2 separate regions of the Homo sapiens genome follow, and region 2 is linked to region 1. Evidence: read pairs that join two places in POLR2A ChIA-PET (ENCODE). Cell type or tissue: B cell. All regions are shown on one strand. Links, peaks and the distances in the headings refer to the core of each region. The heading gives the core; the rest is flanking DNA. Region 1 overlaps SH3BP2 (SH3 domain binding protein 2). Region 2 overlaps ADD1 (adducin 1).

Region 1 (9,696 bases), core at 1,150-9,149:
GGCCTGTGGCCCACTCTGAGCCTCAGTTTCCTCACTTGAGCAGTGGGGGTGGGGCAGCTGGCTGCTGGGCTTGCTCTAGTGTCAAGGGAAGGGAGGAACCGCCCAGCTCAGCGTCCGGCCGTGCTTTTCCTTCCTGCCTGCGGGCCTGGCCTCCAGAACAGGCGTCTCCCCGCGGCCCTTGGCACAGACAGAGCCACATTCCCAGTGCCACACCCCTTCCCTCTCTGCACCTTGGCAGCAGCAGTGCCCTCCACCTGGAACGCCACCCTCTCCACCTCCTCTGCCCCGCCCTTGCCCCTTGGCCCCTCATCTAGACCACACTCCCCTGGGCTGGACCCCAATCCGCAGGCCCTGGGCCTTCTCCCACACAGGCTCAGTCCACGGCAGGGCCCCCACTCCTCAGAGAGGCAGCCCCCACCCGGCACCCCCCGACGCTGTGGCATTTTCAGCATGTCTGTTGGCTATCTGCCCCTCCCCTGACACCAGTTCTGTGGGGAGAGATCTCTGCATGTCCGTCCCCCATGTCCTTGGTGCCTGAACAGTGCCCAGTGTGACACTGGCACCAGGTGCCTCCTGCAGCATGAACAGACCTCGTCCACACCCCAGCTGGCTGGAACCCCTACTCTCCGTGGGGCCTAGCTCATGGGCTCATGTGCTGAATTACACCATCTGGCCAGCCCCAGGCACCCCACTTCTTCCATCTCGGGGGACCCCTGGCTGCAGGAGGGGGGCACTCCAGGGGCTCTGCACCCACCAAGCGCAGCCTGGGCCTCCAGGGTGACCTCCCGGCCCCAGCATCCTCATCGATAGGCAAGGGCAGCAGCAGTCACTGAGCAGATCAGCTGTGGCCGGGACACCCCACGCCCACACCAGCCTGGCTGCTGACCCTCCGGGCCCAGGGGGTGTGCTTAGGTAGGAAATCTGCCGGGCACCTTCCTCATCTAGAGGAAGCAGAAGCAGAGGGCTCCCGCCAACCAGACCCTCCTGGGATGCGTGGGACGCCTGGGCCACGGGCACAGTGGGTGTGAAGGTTGGGGGTGCTTCCCTGCCCACAGTCACCTCTTGTGATAGGAGGGCTAGGCTGCTGGACCAAGGGAGGGGCAGGGAGCCCCCAAGGAAATGTCCACTGTGTTCTGAGTGCGCCAGCTCTGTGCCCGCTCCATCGCCAACTGCTCGTTTTGTTCTCCCGATTAGGACCTCGAGGCTGAGTGAGCTGCAACGCTTGGCTACCCAGCCAGCGTGGCTAGTGTCACCCAGAGCCTGGGGCCACCTGGCCCACCCCTACAACACAACCTGAGGGTGCCCTGAAAGCCTTATGGCCCTGGCAGGGCCCCTACCAGGCATTTCCTGCTGAGCCTGGCTCTGGGGTGGGTAAGAAGGAGAGGAGAAACCCCAGGCCCACTCTCAGAAGGAAGCCCACCAACCTTAAGGACAGTGGGGGTGGGCCCTGGCCTCTGTGGAGGGGGCAGGGCTCTGGGTAGGAGGCCAGGGGACACAGGGTGGGCCACGCCATGTGGGGTACAGGGAGGAAGCTACCGCAGGGCCCAGCTCAGCAGGACAGGAAGGCCTGGGGAAGCAGGGGCTCCAGCCCACCCTTGAGGAGTTAGGAGCTGCTTCTGTTTTAAACTGATCCCAAGAGCCCCTGGGGAGGCTGGTTGGGAAGCTCTCCCAGGCCACAGCCCCCTTTTGGGTCCCGCTCAATGCTGCTGGTTCCCTTGAAGAAAGAGTGGTCTGGTGCTCACCCTAGAGAAAACTCGGGCAAAGAAGCAGAGCTCCAGTCCTCAGTTTCCCCAGGAGTAACTGGGGCAGTCCCGGAGCTGCTGGACCCAGGACTTAGTGCTGAGGCTGCACAGAGGGCGGGGTCCACGCATCCGCAGAGACTCGGATGAGGAACAGGAGCAGGCGGTGCCGGGACAGAAGGAGACCCCCAGAGAGTTGCAGTGGAACCCACCAGGCAGCTGAGGAAACCGAGAGCAGGAAACCGAGGCCAGGGAATGGTGGAAGGTAGCCCACCTATTCAGTGGGCTCGGCTGGAGTCATGGTGAGGCTGGTCAGCCGGACCCTGTCTCTCTTGCACAGTGTCACTCCACTCGGCCTGAAGTCTCATGGTATCGGGCACAGGGGAGGCACTCAGGCACAGCACCTACAGGCAAACGCCACACCCTGCACCCGGGATCCAAGCTACTGTCACCCTCTGTCTGGGCTCCCAATCTGTTAGGGAGGCAGCCACCTCTGACTCACATCCTTGTGACATCTGTTCCACCCAGACACGTTGACACATCCGCCAGCGTCCTGGGAGCAATCTTCCACATGAGTTAGCCAAGCATGGGATTACATAGAGTCAGACAGAGCATAGCTTGTGCAAAGGCCCTGGGGTTGCAGGTAAGAGAAGGCACCCACCTTCTGACATGAGAGACAGAGGTGGGTCTTAGTTAGAACTGCCAGTCCAGGCCACATGCCCAGGTGAGGCAGACAGCATCTCAGACCTTCCCTGGGATGAGCTCCTGGGCACCATTCACGCCTGGGCTCCAGTCCCAGCCTTGGTCCCTTAAGCTGGAGACTAGGGGCAAGTCACTTCACTCCCTGAGCCTTGCTCCGTCCTCCCCCTCCACGCTTATTAGCAACAGGACTCTGAGGACCAAACCAGACAGCTCCCAAGCACTCTGCCATAGGCACTTGGCCCAGCACTGGGTCCCTAGGCCCTGGAAGTGGACAGCACCCTGCTTATCCCGGATCCCAGCACCAGGGCGAGATAACAAGGGAACAGAGTGGAGATGCCGAGGCCCTGGGGCTCCTGCTGGGGTGGCATGCAGTAGGGGCGCCAGTCAGAGAAACCCAGCCCCACTGCTCCCACCCAGAGCCAACGGCAGAGGTCAGGAGCCACCACGATGGGCACCCTGTGTAGGCAGCTGTGTAAGCCCTACAGGGTGGGCCTTGGGACCGTATAGCAGTAAGTGGCCTGAGAGCCCTGCGCCGCCTGTCCCTTTCACTCATCACCGTGGTACTTTTCGTACCGTGGCGGTCTTGGCGGCCTCCCTTGGACCGCACAAAACCATGCAGCTCCTGCACACACCTCGGGCTCAGCCCAGGCACTTTACGGCGTTTTATCTGGACAAGCTCCTGGGTCAGGGCAAAGGACGCTGGGGCCCAGGCGTGGCCCCCATCATGGCTCCTCTGTGCACCACTGAGGGTCCTTGGGCCCCTCGCTTACCCAGGAACCCTGTCACCATCTGTCAGCGGGTGCCACAGGCTGGGACCCACCAAGGCTGAGTCAGCACAACAGGGTCCCTTCCCTCTGTCCACTCATTTCAGCACTTGAGGGTTAGGTCTTTCTGCTGCCTTAATGCATTCGCTGTGATCCTTTTTCCCTAACGTTACGTGTGTGTGTGTATATAGATATACATACATACATATATACATATATATATACACACACACACACACATATACATATATATATACACACACCACATACATACACATATATACACATATATACACATATATACAAACATATATATACATATACACATATATACATATATACACATATATATACACACACACACATACATATATATATACACATATATACAAACATATATATACATATACACATATATATACACATACACATATATACACACACATATATACATACACACACACACACACACACACACACACACACACACACATATATTTTTTTGAGACAGAGTCTCACTTTGGTGCCCAGGCTAGAATGCAGTGGCACGATCTTGGCTCATTGCAACCTCTGTCTCCTTGGTTCAAGCACTTCTCCTGCCTCAGCCTCCTATAGCTGGGATTACAGGTCATACCACCACACCCAGCTAATTTGTATTTTTAGTAGAGACAGGGTTTCACTATGTTGGCCAGGCTGGTCTTGAACTCCTGACCTCAGGTGATCTGCCGGCCTCGGCCTCCCAAAGTGCTGGGATTACAAGTGTGAGCCACTGCGCCCGGCCCCTTTTTTTTTGAGATCAGGTCTCTCTGTCACCCAGGCTGGAGTGCAGTGGCACAATCTTTGCTCACTCCAACCTCTGCCTCCCAGTTTCAAGCAATTCTCACGTCTCAGCCTCCCGAGTAGCTGGGATTACAAGCATGCGCCAACATGCCTGGCTTATTTTTGTATTTTTAGTAGAGCCGGGGTTTCACCACGGTGGTCAGGCTGGTCTTGAACTCCTGACCTCAACTAATCCACCCGCCTTGGCCTCCCAAAGTGCTGGGATTACAGGCATGAGCCACCACGCCTGGCTAATATTTTTAAACTGTTTTCTAACATGGGTTTTTTTCCCGGATGTTGTTCGTTTTTACTCTCTGGGTTTATTATTCTATTCCCTTGCCTTCTGCTTCTTGTCATTTTTTATTCCTTAGTAAATTTTAGGTTGGCCTCAGGAGGTTTCCTGTCTAGGCTGGGTCTTGTCCTTGCGCTGGCTTCCTCCTGGGGCCACTCACAGGCCAGCACAGGTGGGCTCAAGGCGACAGGCCAGCCCCTCTGCTGGGGCTGCAGCAGGCATCGGGGTGGGAGAGCAGGCCACAGCCACTCCCAGGCCGGGGTCTCTGGCCGGACAGGGGAAGGGAGATGCAGGCAGGCCCAGGAGCAAGAGGGAGGCAACAGGAAGAGGTGCTGACAGAGAGGCAAAAAGAAGGAAGAAGGAGTGGGCCAGACCCCGGGTTGGGGAACCGAGAGCTGTGTGTTCCTCCTCAGCCTGGGAACCCCAGAGCCTCGGGGCCCGGGCAGGGGACAGGATGACTCATGCCCGCTGGCTCCTGTCCTCACCCTCAGCGTGGCCCAGAGGGGGCCTGGGTGACCTGAACGTTCCCAGGCCCCTCACAACGCTCCACTGTTCAGAGAGGCCCAGTGAGGACAAGGGTCTGGCGGTGGGCCCGGCCTGCCGGGAAAGGAGCCCAGCCCCCAGCCTCTGCCGCAGCCTCTCTGCACCCCTGCAGTCTGGGCCCCGGTCCTCCGCGGTCAAGACAGGCAGGGGTGGAGTCTGGATCAGGGTCTCCTCCTCTCCGCCCCCAACCATGCAACTGTCCAGCCCCCTTCCCAAGGCCAGGCCGCCCACAGCCCAGCTCCTTCCTCCCTCGGAGCCAGCCTGTCACAGCCTTTCTGCTGCAGCCTCAGCAGAGGTGGCTCTCAAAGACAGCTCCGCTCAGCCTCAGGGCTCAAGGCCACCCATGCCCTACCTCGCCGGACACCTCTCAGGCTGTTCCACGAGTTCCTCCAGCCGTTCCCCACCTGCAAACTCCCGCCTGGCCTTCTGCCCCCGGCCAGGTCACCCCAAGACACCCCCAATGCCCTTACTGCTCCCTGGGGATGGCGCTCCAGGCCAGGTCCTTCCTCAGAGGGGTGAATGGCTCTAGTTAGGGTCCCCAACCACCACAGCCCCAGACCCGTGGGAGCCGAGGCCTGAGCTCTCCTGCCTGCCCAGCCTCCCTGCACCCACCCCTGGCACGGGAGCCCGAGACAGCCTCCCCAGAGCCCCCAGGTGAAGTGCCACCTGGCCCGTCATCAGCCCGGGGGGGGGGCGGTCACAGGACAAGCACCTCCACGTACTGCTCGGGTGGCAGTAAGACTCTGGAGTCAGCAGGGCCTGTAAGCAAGCCCGCCGGTGTCTGCCCCTAGGGCCTCCTCCTGGCTGGGAAGCAGCCACGGGGCAGGCTCGGGCAGCTCAGGCAGGGGCAGGCTGCATCAGACAGGGAGGTGGCACAGCCCGGTGGACACTCTGGGGACACAGCCTCAGGAGTGACTTGGGGATGCCCTTTCCCTCCCCAGGGAGGCAGCTCTGGACCATGCCACTGTCTGCCAGAAAAGCCAGCCAAGGAGGAGGGAGACTGAGCCGGGGACAGTCAGTCCCACCAGGGCCAATGCCACCCCAATCTCAGCAGTCTGCTGCTCCCTCCCCTTTCATCCCCTGTAGCCCCTGTGCAGGGGTCACCGACCCCATCCTGGTCACGTCACCTCCTCCACTCCCACCCAGCCTTCTGCAGCCTCGACGAACCCACTTCTGTCTGTGGCAGCCCCCACCCTTTCCCCAGACCCCGCCCGAGCTCCTCATGGTCTTCTTGTGGCCACTGCTTGGAGGGCGTATGTTCGGCAGTGGTCTCCAGACCCCAGAGTAAGCTTGAAAACATAAGCCAGCCCCTGCTGGAAGCCCCACCAGGCCCTCGGGCCCCACCTCTCTAGCCCCTCTCCCTTTTCAAAACCAGGGTGTCTTTCACACAGCCTGAGCCCTCAGCCTGGCCCCTCCTCCTGCTCCCCCTCAAGGAGGCCCCCCCGGGGGGATCCGTGAGGCGCCCCTGGCATCTTTGGTGCTGCCTTTTCCCAGCTTCGTACTGGAAGGGCCAGGACCCTGCCTGCCGCAAGGGTGGCTCTGGGTAGGTCTTCGAGGGGGCCTGGGTCCCAAGTGGGTCCCCCCTGCTTCTCAGGACACCAGCCCTGGAATAGCTGTCCCCTTGATGCCAGCCGGCAGGAACCCTGGCATGGGGCAAGGCCCGCTAGATCCTCTGCAGAGGTGGGGGTTGGGGGTCCTTTCTCAATCTTCTTCCTTCCCCAGCAACTTCCTGCCCCAGAGGCAGGCACAGCCACCCCGACCACAAAACATCACCCTCCTGGTCACATCCTCAAGAAAATGGGAAGGTTGATCTCAGAGAGCCCCTGCCCCAAGTAGCAAACCTTCCTGAAGCCAGCACCCAGGACCCCAGGATGGCTCAGGGCTCAGAGGTGGCCACTGCCCCTCCCTCCACTTTACACACCCAGGGCCCCATCCCACCTCATTAGGCAGCTGCAGCCCAGGGTCTGAAGCTGAGCGAAGTCCAGTCGCGGTGAGGGTCCCGAGGGGAAGGCATTTCAGAGATTCCACCCCCAGGGTCCCGCCTGGGAGCAGCTCCTCCGGTGGGGAGGAAGGAGCCACCTGTGGGGACAGGCAGCCAGCAGGGGTACAGCAGGAACGAAGTCCTGAGGCAGGGCGGGTACGGGTGGCGGGTGGAGGCTGAGGCTGCACCCCTGAGCGCCATTAGTCCTAATCAGCCCGGAGGCCTCGATGACCTGACGCCGGCTTTGGAGTTTCCCAGGCCCCGTGCTGCGTGCAGCTCCTGGGGGGCCACTCCCACACACCCCGCCCCAGCAGCTGGATGGGCACACCCTCACCCTCACGCATCCCATGAGGCTGCACTTCCTGTCCCTGCCCTGCCCAGAGAAGGCGGAGGATGCCCAGGTCACACGGCCTGGCCTGGTGGAGCCACCTGAGCCACCCAGCACCTGTGTTCCTAGAGGTCTCAGCCTGGGAACGCCTGAGGCCACAAGAGGTGATGGCAACGGGAAGTCACTTCCCCCAGCTCGGGGGATGCACCCCCGTCATCTTCCCCTCTGCCCTGGTCAAACTCACTCTGCTGACCACTGATCTGCCTGCCAGGCCAGGCCCCAGCACTATCTGCCCAGCCATCAGCGGACCGCCTCGGGCAGCGCCAGCCACTCACCCCACTGGAAAGGGGCTTCCCTTTCTGGCCTCGAGTAGGAGGAGAGGAAGCAGCTGGGGTCAGGGAGGGGCGTTTCCGAGAGAGGAGATGAGTGCCGAGTTTCCTGGCCTGCCTCCTCTGGCTCTGAGCCTGGTCTCCATGCAGGGCTGTGTACCCCCACCTGCCACTCAGGGCTCCCAGGCCAGCTTTTCTGGATCTTTCCCCATTGCCCTCCTAATGGTGAGAAATCCGGCCTTTTGCTTGGACTTGCCTCAGGTGCCAGCTCTTTGGGACCCAAAGCCCTGGTGGCACAGGTAGGCCAGGCTAACTCCAATCTCAAGCCAACACACGTTTAGGAAGAGCAGCTACAGAGAAAGAAAGCACTTTCGTTCAGGGAGAGGACAGGGGACACCGACTCCGCTCGGCGGCTCTTCCTCACCAGGCTTTGGTCCTCCCTATCTACCGCTGCCAGGGCCACCGAGACCAGGCCCAGAAGCAGCTGGGTCCCTGCTGCCGGGTGGCAGGCAGCGGTGGCTGTCACAGCGCAGCCCGCAGGGGGAAGGGAGGAGGCTGTGATGGAAACCTGAAGAGTTTCGTGGGAGACCAAAGCACAACAGTCTGATATTATCTGATTGGAAACTCCACCAACTGGGCGGCAGCTGCCAGGCTGACTGGCACATTAGGCTCTGATGCTCAGTAGAGTTAAACACAGGTGGGGGGAGTGACAAGCCACCTTCAAAGAGCTTGGCACAGCCCGCCCGTTGCCCGCGCCACTTCCCTGCCCAGGAGTGGGAGGCTGGGAGAGCCGGCACTCCCCTCACCCTTCCTCTGGGACAGGCCCACGTGGGCACCACCAGGGCATGGGCTCTCAGACGCGACCCTGACCTTCCTGAGTTCCCAAGCAGGAGGGGCAGGCGGACAGGTCACCATGGATGGGTCAACATGCATGGTGGCCATAGACCAGGCTGGGGGCTCAGGAAGGCACCCAGCTCAGGGTGGAGTTGGGGGTGGCCAGGGAGGGTACCCTGAGCACCAAGCAGGACAGACACTTATGTCTTCAGCTGAAATTGCTTCTAAGGGAGAGAGTGGCAAGGTGGGCCAGGCAGGTGAGCTGCTACCCATGGGCACCTGCCAGCGGTCCTGCCCTCTGACCTGTGGCCTGTCTGCTCTTGCAGTGCATGCCTAGCCCAGGGCCCAGTACACAGGCACCCAGTGTTGCATGAGTGGGGCCCGGGGCTGGGCAGCAGCCTTCTGAAGGAGGTCCACCACTGCCCCAGAGGCAGAAACCAGGGTGGGTGGTAAAGGCGCACCACTGCCCCAGACTCCCAAGGCTGAGAAAAAGCCAAGGACCGCCCAGCATTCCAGGCTCCCAGAATGACCCCTGATCCCTTCCCACCTTGTCCAGGGGCAGCCAGCAGCAAGGGCCCACCCCTATGCCTAGCTCAGGACAGTGGACAGGGCTGCAGGGCATGGGGACCCAGGACCCTCAAATGCCACAGAAGAGCATCACTAGATTACAACACCCCTGGATCGAGGCTGAAGGAACTCCCCCAAACGGAGCTGCCCATTCACACAGTGTCAAGGGCAGGGAGGCCCTAGCTCGGGCCTGGGGATCTGGCCTCCCATGAGTTAGACCTACTTTCACCCCATTTCACAAGGAGGACGCTGAAGCCCTCAGACGAAGCCTGCTCTGAGCCCAGAACTCAGCTCCCCTCTGGTGCCTGAGAGAAGCTCTGTGCCGCTTCCCTCGGCCCCTGCCTCGCGGCCTCAGCCCCGTGTGCCATGGCACGCACACTGCCTTCTTGAGGCTGTTGCCTGCCAGCCTGGCTGACCCTGGGGTGGGGAGCTGGCCTCCCTCTGCAGGCTTGAGCAGACAGGCACCCTACGCCCCACCCAGCTGCCTGGAGCAGGCTCAGCAGGAGCGCAGTAAACATCTGATTCACAAGGAAGCAGAGGGCACTTCTTGGAATCAGCTCAGCTACAGGGATGGGGGTATGGATACCACGAGGGCGCTCTGCCAACCCCTCAGGGCTCCTCTGATCTCCCCAGGCAACTGCTCCAGGTGGCCGAGCCCACATTCTTCCCAGAGGCCAGCTGACAAAGATGGACCAGATGTGACCGGAATCCATGAAGAAAGGGCCAGTCACCTCAGGGCGTTGGGGCCAGCAGTTCCAGCACGATCTGTGATCGGGGGCCGGGAAACCAAGCAGGGCC
Region 2 (9,696 bases), core at 980-8,979, 110 kb before region 1:
CCATCCTGGCCAACATGGTGAAACCCCGCCTCTAATAAAAATACAAAAATTAACCGGGTGTGGTGGCGTGTGTCTGTAGTCTCAAGTACTCAGGAGGCTGAGGCTTGAACACAGGAGGTGGAGGTTGCAGTGAACCAAGATTGCACCACTGCACTCTAGCTTGGGTGACAGAGGGAGACTCCGTCTCAGGAAAGAAAAAAAAAAAAACCAAATAACAAAAAAACCATATGCAAATCAATAAACGTAATCCATCGTATAAATAGAACCAATGACAAAAACCACATGATTATCTCAATAGACGCAGAAAAAGCCTTCAATAAAATTCAACACCCCTTCATGCTAAAAACTCTCAATAAACTAGGTATTGATGGAATGTATCTCAAAATAATAAGAGCTATTTATGACAAACCCACAGCCAATATCATACTGAATGGGCAAAGGCTGGAAGCATTCCCTTTGAAAACTGGCACAAGACAAGGATGCCCTCTCTCACCACTCGTATTCAACATACTATTAGAAGTTCTGGCCACGGCAATCAGGCAAGAGAAAAAAATATAGTGTATTCAAATAGGAAGAGAGGAAGTCAAATTGTCTCTGTTTTCAGATGACATGATTGTATATTTGGAAAACCCCATCATCTCAGCCCAAAATCTCCTTAAGCTGATAAGCAACTTCAGCAAAGTCTCAAGATACAAAATCAACTGCAAAAATCACAAGCATTCCTACACACCAATAATTGACAAAGAGTCAAATCATGAGTGAACTCCCATTCACAATTGCTACAAAGAGAATAAAATACCTGGGAATACAACTTACAAGGGATGTGAAAGACCTCTTCGAGGAGAACTACAAACCACTGCTCAGCGAAATAGGACACAAACAAATAGAAAAACATTCCATGCTCATGGATACAAAGAATCAGTATTGTGAAAACGGCCATACTGCCCAAAGTAATTTATAGATTCAATGCTATGCCCATCAAGCTACCACTGACTTTCTTCACAGAATTAGAAAAAACTACTTCAAATTTCATATGGAACCAAAAAAGAGCCCGTATGGCCAAGACAATCCTAAGCAAAAAGAACAAAGCTGTAGGCATCACACTACCTGACTTCAAACTATACTACAAGGCTACAGTAACCAAAACAGCACGGTACTGGTACCAAAACAGATATAGAGACCAACGGAACAGAACAGAGGCCTCAGAAATAATGCCAGACATCTACAACCATCTGATCTTTGACAAACTGGACAAAAACAAGGAATGGGAAAAGGATTCCCTATTTAATAAATGGTGTTAGGAAAACTGGATAGCCATATGCATAAAACTGAAACTGGACCCCTTCCTTACACCTCATACAAAAATTAACTCAAGAGGGGTTAAACATAAGACCTAAAACCATAAAAATCCTAGAAGAAAACCTAGGCAATACCATTCAGGACATAGGCATGGGCAAAGACTTCATGACTAAAACACCAAAAGCAATGGCAACAAAAGCCAAAACTGACAAATGGGATCTAATTAAACTAAAGAGCTTCTGCACACCAGAAGAAACTATCATCAGAATGAAAAGGGAATCTACAGAATGGGAGAAAATTTTTGCAATCTATCCATCTGACAAAGGGCTCATATCCACGATCTACAAGGAACTTAAACAAGTTTACAAGAAAAAAACAATGCCATCAAAAAGCAGACGAAGGATATAAACAGACACTTCTCAAAAGAAGACATTTATGTAGCCAACAAACATGAAAAAAAAGCTCATCATCACTGGTCATTAGAGAAATGCAAATCAAAACCACAATGAGATACCATCTCACACCAGTTACAGTGGCGATCATTAAAAAGCGAGGAAACAACAGAAGCTGGAGAGGATGTGGAGAAATAGGAACACTTTTACACTGTTGGTGGGAGTGTAAATTAGTTCAACCATTGTGGAAGGCAGTGTGGCGATTCCTCAAGAATCTAAAACCAGAAATACCATTTGACCCAGCAATCCCGTTACTGGGTATATAACCAAAGGATTATAAACATTCTATGATAAAGACACATGCACACATATGTGTACTGCACCACTATGCACAATACGAAAGAGTTGGAAACAACTCAAATGCCCAGCAATGATAGACTGGACAAAGAAAATGTGGCACATATACACCATGGAATACTATGCAATCATAAAAAAGGATGAGTTCATGTCCTTTGCAGGGATATGGATGAAGCTGGAAACCATCATTCTCAGCAAACTAACACAGGAACAGAAAACCAAACACTGCATGTTCTCACTCATAAGTGGGGATTGAACAATTAGAACACATGGACACAGGGAAGGGGACATCACACACCAGGGCCTGTCAGGGGTGTGGGGCTAGGGGAAGGATAGCATCAGGAGAAATACCTAATGTAGATGATGGGTGCCACCCATACATGTGCCACCACCACGGCACGTGTATACCTATGTAACAAACCTGCACGTTCTGTACATGTATCCCAAAACTTAAAGTATAATTAATTTAAAAAAAAGAGAGAGAGAGACAAAAGTCTCTTAAAAATAATATTCAGGGCCGGGCGCAGTGGCTCACACCTGTAATGACAGCACTTTGGGAGGCCAAGGCGGGCGGATCACGAGTTCAAGACATTGAGACCGTCCTGGCCAACATGGTGAAACCCCATCTCTACTAAAAATACAAAAATTAGCTGGGCATGGTGGTGCATGCCTGTAGTCCCAGCTACTCGGGAGGCTGAGGCAGGAGAATTGCTTGAACCCAGGAGGCGGAGATTGCAGTGAGCTGAGATCGTGCCACTGCACTCCAGCCTGGCGACAGAGCAAGACTTCATCTCAAAAATAATAATAATAATAATAATAATAATAATAATAATAATAATAATAATATGCATGCTGGCTTTCCCACTAACTGATCCAAATTAGTGAATTCTTTTGTGAATGTCTGGTCACTCCATGTGGACAGAAACCTCCCTGGGAGAAGGACCAATGCCCTCCAGCCCAGAGTTCTGTGGGTTGCCCCTCGGTCCTGCTGTCTCCTCTCATCACAGCTGCTGGATGGGACCACGGCAGGACATCTTCGGGGTCAGCCTCGTTTTGGCAGAGGGGCCCCGGTGTGTCTTAGTATGGCGCGCAGACTCTTGTGAGTGGCCACCACTAGTCCTCCACATCGTCATTTACACACGTCTCCCTCCTAGCCAGGGCCACTCACAAGTGTGCCTAACTTTGCAATTTCTTTTTTTTTGAGATGCCCAGGCTAGAGTGCAATGGCACGATCTCGGCTCACCGCAACCTCCGCCCCCCGGGTTCAAGCGATTCTCCTGACTCAGCCTTCCCGAGTAGCTGGGATTACAGGCATGCGCCACTACACCTGGCTAATTTTGTATTTGTATGTATTTATGTATTTATTTTGAGACAGAGTCTCACTCTGTCGCCCAGGCTGGAGTGCCGTGGTGCAATCTCGGCTCACTGAAAGCCCTGCCTTCCACGTTCACGCCATTCTCCTGCCTCAGCCTCCCAAGTAGCTGGGACTACAGGTGCCTGCCACCACATCCGGCTAATTTTTTTTCTATTTTCCTAGAGACGGCGTTTCATCGTATTAGCCAGGATGGTCTCGATCTCCTGACCTCGTGATCCGCCCGCCTCGGCCTCCCAAAGTGCTGGGATTATAGGCGTGAGCCACCATGCCCAGCCTAATTTTGTATTTTTGGTAGAGATGGGGTTTCTCCATGTTGGTCAGGTTGGTCTCGAACTCCCGACCTCAGGTCATCCGCCCTCCTTGGCCTCCCAAAGTGCTGGATTAAAGGCATGAACCACTGTGCCCGGCCAGCAATTTCTTCCATTCTGGCCTGAGTGACTAGGTTGGAAATGAGTACTGGATAAAGTTCTGGTTTGTCTTTGATGCATGTGACTATTCTTATCACCACCCACAGCCAGCACCTGGACCACAAAGAAGCTCCCAGAGCACTTTCACCTTCTGGAGTGGCCGTGCCCAGGACCACAAGCACTCACCTTCAGAGCCCTTCTGCTTCCTCTCCACCTCCCTGCGGTACTCCTCCAGCTCACGGTCTGTGAGTGTGGTGAAGGGGTTGGGGCCCGTGGTGCTCACAATGACGTGGGGCTGGTACTCCTTTTCAATGATGGCCTTGGAGGCCGTCACCAGCTCTCCCTGTGGATGAAAGGCACATCTGGTCTGCAGGAGCCCGGCCCGATGGGGACTCTCCCTCCTCCCAGGCAGGCTGCAGGCAGGGCGGGGGCAGGAGGCTTTCCAGGAGCAGAGACCCCTGAGACTGCACTGCCATGGGCCCGAGGCCTAGGCTGAGCTGCAGCCTTCAGTGGTATATAATGGAAACACAGGTCAGTGCCACGATGAACAGATATTAACCACAAAAGAAATCCTACAGAGCCTTCCAGGTTTCAGAAGCAAAAGCCCAATGCAGACCCAAGAGCACAGAGCACCTCAGGGAGGGTGCCCACTCCTCACTGTGGAGCAGAAGGGGAAGAGGCCCTTTCCTGTTACTGTTTAAAAGTCAGTAAGTTTTCCTCATGACATCAGAAACTGTCACGAGGTACAGCACTCAGCGTAAGGCATGCTCAGAGCTTTGCTCATATTCTAAGAGCACAGGTAAGTTCTGTTCTTTTGACTGTGGTTAGTTTGTAACTAGTTCCTGGAGCTTATCCCAAAACATTCCGAGATGACAACATGCCCCAAGACACCAGTGTTTAGCTGAGGAATTTGGAAAACTCTGAAAATTTGTACCAAAGAAAAAAAGAAGAAAGCGAAGCACCAAGGCGGCTCACAGACCACACCAATCTTAAAGCAGGAGGTGGAGCCTGCAGGCCAGCACAGTGGGCTGGGTGGGCATCAGGGGGTGCGGTCCACTCACAGCCACCTGCCCCAGCACAGCGCTGTGCCCACAGTGCAGCCTGATTGGGTCAGGGGCAGGAAAATGTCCCCTAATTCCCTGGAGCTCACTTCTTTTTTTTTTTTTTTGAGACGGAGTCTCGCACTGTCACCCAGGCTGGAGTGTAGTGGCGCAATCTCGGCTCGCTGCAAGCTCCACCTCCCAGGTTCACTCCATTCTCCTGCCTCAGCCTCCCGAGTAGCTGGGACTACAGGCGCCCGCCACCACGCCCGGCTACCCTGGAGCTCACTTCTAAGACAGTTATCCAGCACTTACACACATGCACATGACTGACAGCTTCCAAAACCAAATAGAAACAGGAGAAACCACAATTCTTTGGATGCCAGGCCTGGTCCTTCAGTGCTGCTCTCAGTGCGGAGTGAACACCAGAGATGGAGAGCGTCCTAGCTGGGCTGACTCGGGAAATTCAACTCACACAGGCCGACCGCTCCTCAAGCAGAGACAGGGGAACTTGGACTGACTGGGATGGGCTGAGGGGTTACCACCTAGCATGCTGCGTACCCAGTGCTGACCAGTGACACAGAGCTCCGAGAGGGACAGATGGGCTGCTGGAACAGGCAACCTTTGCCCGGGAGCCTGGAGACTCTCGACAGTCAACAAGTCAAAGGGAACCCTCTTCTGAACCAGGTCTGACTCGAGGCCCATTGGCTTTTCGTTAAGAAGTTGCCCTGCCTCACCAAGACAGGAAGCTGAGTCCTGTCTGCCATGTCTTAGCGCTGTGGCCCGAGCCAAGTCTTTCCCTGACCAGAGGCCTGCCTCACTATCTGAAGGAGGAGCTGCTGGGCTGGCCACTGCTAAGAGCCCTCACATGATGGCACTCTAGAGATGGTATCCCAGCAACAGCAGTTTGGCTGGCTGCACCTGCATCCTGATATCACTGCCAATGAAATGAGAAGGTGATACAAGAGAAATGCTTAAGTTCATTTAAATCAAGTGGTTAAAATTAGTAAAGGAATCAAATATCAAGAATCAACTATCAGGCCAGGCATGGTGGCTCACACCTGTAATCCCAGCACTTTGGGAAGCTGAGGCGGGTGGATCACCTGAGGTCAGGAGTTCAAGACCACCCTGGCCAACACAGCGAAAACCTGTCTCTACTAAAAATACAAAAAAAATTAACCAGGCGTGGTAGTGGGCATCTGTAATCCCAGGTACTCGGGAAGCTGAGGCAAAGGAATCACCTGAACGTGGGAGGCGGAGGTTGAGGTGAGCCGAGATTGCGCCACTGCACTCCAACCTGGGCAACAGAGCAAGACTCCGTCTCAAACAAAACAAACAAACAAACAAAGAATAAACTATCAGCCAGGCACCACAGCTCATGCTTATAATCCCAGCACTTTGGGAGGCCAAGGCAGAAGGATTGCTTGAGCCCAGGAGTTCGAGACCAGCCTGGGCAACATAGTGAGACCTTGTCTCTACAAAAAATTTAAAAATTAGCCAAGCATGGTGGCATGCACCTGTAGTCCCAGCTGCTGAGGAGGCTGAGGTGGGAGGATTCTTTTGGCCTGAGAGGTCGAGGCTGCAGTGAGCTGTGATTGCACTACTGCACTCCAGCATGGGCCAGAGTAAGATGCTGTCTCAAAATAAAAATAAAAATACAAATAAAAATCCATTGGCACAGAGACATCAAAACCCTTGTTCCCAATTTTGATGCCCCAAAGGACAAGCGGGGCTCTCTCATACTGAGACAGCTGAAGCCCGAGGCACAGCGCAGCAGGTCCCCAGTGGTGGAGAGCTCCCTCCTCCACAGACCACAGCTAAGGGTTAAGCTGCTGTCAAGACCAGTTATGGGAACAGAGAATCACATTCCTCTGCAAGAAAGGACACAGAGCAATGACTGAGATGCAGAGAAACATACGCCACTCATGGACAACCCAGACAAGAAACCAAGATGTGCCTAGCTTCCCCTCCTGCCACTCCCCTCACCTCCCTGTCACTTGACAAGCCTCTAAAGCAAAACACAGGCCCAGTAACTTTCCATACTTGACTGAGGCAACCTGGGTGGAACAAGAGCTCCACCCGAGGCTGTGCAACCTGCACTAGCGGCTGACCTCTCTGACCATCAGATTTTCATCTACGAGCAGGGCCAACTTGGATCTGGACTGGCATTCCCAGTGCTGGACCATGCACAGGTTAGGTGCTCAACACAGGTCACTGAGAGAGTCCAAGGGGTGAGCTTACTGCCCCTCTGCATTTCTACCACACAGCATGAAGGGTGTTGGAGAACACAGCCCCTGGTGAGGTGCACATGGGAACACAAGAGTCCTTCCCTGGGCTGAATAGCTTGCAGTGTAGACTCACATCTTCATCTCTAATCCTTCATTTCACTTGCAATTGAATCCAGAGGGCAGCCAAAATTATTTCAGGTTATGCCAGGCGCGGTGGCTCACACCCTATAATCCCAGCATTTTGGGAGGCTGAGTCAGGTGGACTGCTTGAGCTCAGGAGTTTGAGACCAGCCTGGGCAACGTGGCGGAACCCAGTCTCTACAAAAAAATACAAAAATTTAGCCAGGTGTGGTGATGTGCACCTGTAGTCCCAGCTACTCAGGAGGCTGAGATGGGAGGAGGGAGGACTGCTTGAGCCCGGGAGGCGGAGGTTGCAGTGGGCCAAGACAGCCCGACCACACTCCAGCCTGGACAACAGAGTGAGACCCTGTCTCAAAAAAAAAAAAAAAATATATATATATATATATGTATTTCAGGTTACATGTTATGCTGCCCAAAACAAAGTCAACACAGCCTTCGGCTGGGCTGCGAACTCCTGTTTGAACTGTGATTACTGTTCCTTCTTCTATCAGAAGGCAACACTTGCACTGTGGGAATGGCCATCACCAGTGAGGGAGAAATGGAAGGCAAAGGAAAGTCCTTTCCAGAAAAGCCCCAGCTCCCTAAGTCCCAAATACCCATTCTTCAGGTTCTCAGATGGGAAGCAGGCATCCACGCACTCGCCTCACTGGGGAGGGGAGTGTGTGGGACACAGTCGTCCTTGCTTGGTCAAGGAAAAACTCAACTTCTCAACATGCAGCTCCATGTTCCAAAAGGAGCAAGACTGTCTGTGCTTTGAGGTTCACATGAAAGGAAGTGGAACAATTGCCCAGTAAAGGACTCCCATGGAGCCAAAGCACATTCTCACCAAAAAGAGGGATATTTTAGCCAGAGTGGGATAAAGATCAAGGGTGCAAAAGTAAACTTCAGATATAAGGAGGTAGAGAAAACACAAAGGTGGAACAAGGATTTCTGTCCAGGTGGTCAAGCTCTCTTCCTCTGGGGTCAGCGTACAGTGGTATTCTCTGCTAATGACACCTGGATGCAGCACTCGCAGTGAGCATGGTGTTCAGAAGGTACGGACCCTACCTCTATCGTTCAGGAAGCCCCCAGGTGACAGTGACACACACCCACATCTGAATATCACTGGGACAGAGCACACAAAGCTGTAACTGGTGGTTGAACACGGCGACCCAGGCTGCTTTCTGGAGAGCCCTAACAAGGTCCTCAGTGCTGCCCTCACGTGGGCTCTACACAGGAGGCCAGCTGGGCTCATGGCCTGCACAGCCCTCACACACCTGAGAGAAAGAATAACTGACAAGACCGCAACAAAGTGCCAAAAGATGAAAAACAAGCAACAGGCAGAGTCATCTTTCTCCCCTGCTCTGAGAAGCTCTTCCAAGAATGGCAGCTGGAAGGATGCTCTAAGCACAGGGAAAAACAGGACCTGTGGAATTAATAAGTAAATATGCAAAATAATGTTATTAGCAGGGATTACAGACAGGAATACAGAATCTTTGCTATAAACCTGCTTCTATGTGGGAACTGGAACACCACTAAAGTGACACATGCATCTCAATGAAGGTGTGACAAGTGAAAGAGACAGTTCTGGAAATTTCCTTTGACAAGAATATAAACATACCTCTCAGCTAAGACTCTTCAACCATGCGGTCAGCCCCTTTCTGCGTGGCACCAACTCCTGCACACTAGCAGCCTAGATTCTTAGGGAGGATTTCCTTCTACGTGGGTGGGTTCAGACAGATCTTCCACCTACTCCACATACTAGATGCCCGCACACAGAGGGAATCACAGTGAGGGGTTTCAGACTCTCCTAAGTCTTTCTCCTCTGTGGCATTTAAAAATGTTATTTAGGGTTTTTTTTTTTTTTTTTGAGGTACAAATAAATACATTTTATCAAGGGCTGACAAAGACTGTCTGAATTCCCATTCCTCTGAAATGACATCTTTCAATGATATGACCTCTAGTGGCTACATTCATGACATTTACAGTCAAAGTTGAACCAGCGAGGGTGGAAGGGCACTCGGGAGTGGCCGCTGCCAACAGCAACAGACTGCCCAGAAGAGGCTGTCTGCAGTCAGAGTCATGGAAAAGGCAAATTCTGAAACCCAAAACACGCACTGACCAAAGTCCCGTGCGGAACTGCAGAAATGCACCACGTTGCTCAGACTGGCCATTTCTCAGTAACAACTTCGAATGCTGGAAATTGTTATCACACCTCATAGCAAATGTTTTAATTAAAGAATCAAGTAGGTAGAACAGAACCTTCTGTACAATCTCACAAACAGGTTAAAGATCCATTTGAAGCTACTTCAGTAACTAAGACAATGCCTGAAGAGAGGAGACGGGGAGGGGGGAGGGGAGGGGAGCAAGGCGCATAGACAGGTAGTGAGGACAGGGCAGTGAGTACCTTTCTAAAAGAGAGAGATTTAGCGGGACTAAAGGTCTGCTCTGTAAGCTCGAGCCCTTCGATAGTTTCCG

The links. ChIA-PET counts read pairs that join two places held together with the same protein. Peaks named below come from ENCODE experiments on the same cell type or tissue, not always from the same donor. Only the 100,000 strongest peaks of a DNase experiment are listed, where the experiment ranks them.
Region 2: POLR2A ChIA-PET joins it to region 1 with 6 read pairs; 4 of 35 experiments call an interaction of 5 or more read pairs at or near these places.

What each region holds. Positions count from the first base shown.
Region 1 is chr4:2,796,407-2,806,102 of GRCh38, reverse strand. The region is part of intron 1 of SH3BP2 (SH3 domain binding protein 2); the gene reads right to left. Among named protein-coding and RNA genes, the nearest start is that of SH3BP2, 8.2 kb to the right of the region's middle. RefSeq lists enhancers at 4,804-4,853, 7,258-7,597. In B cell, for the core only: no CTCF peak of the experiment used is centred there; DNase peaks (open chromatin) are centred at 4,702, 7,192, 7,362, 7,872 and 2 weaker places; H3K4me3 peaks cover 4,068 bases; H3K27ac peaks cover 6,619 bases.
Region 2 is chr4:2,909,361-2,919,056 of GRCh38, reverse strand. It overlaps ADD1 (adducin 1), which reads right to left. Exons shown (of 16, transcript NM_001354761.2): 13 at 9,626-9,696; 14 at 4,017-4,173. Among named protein-coding and RNA genes, the nearest start is that of SLC75A1, 21 kb to the left of the region's middle. RefSeq lists an enhancer at 4,301-4,370. In B cell, for the core only: no CTCF peak of the experiment used is centred there; a DNase peak (open chromatin) is centred at 8,425; H3K27ac peaks cover 2,122 bases.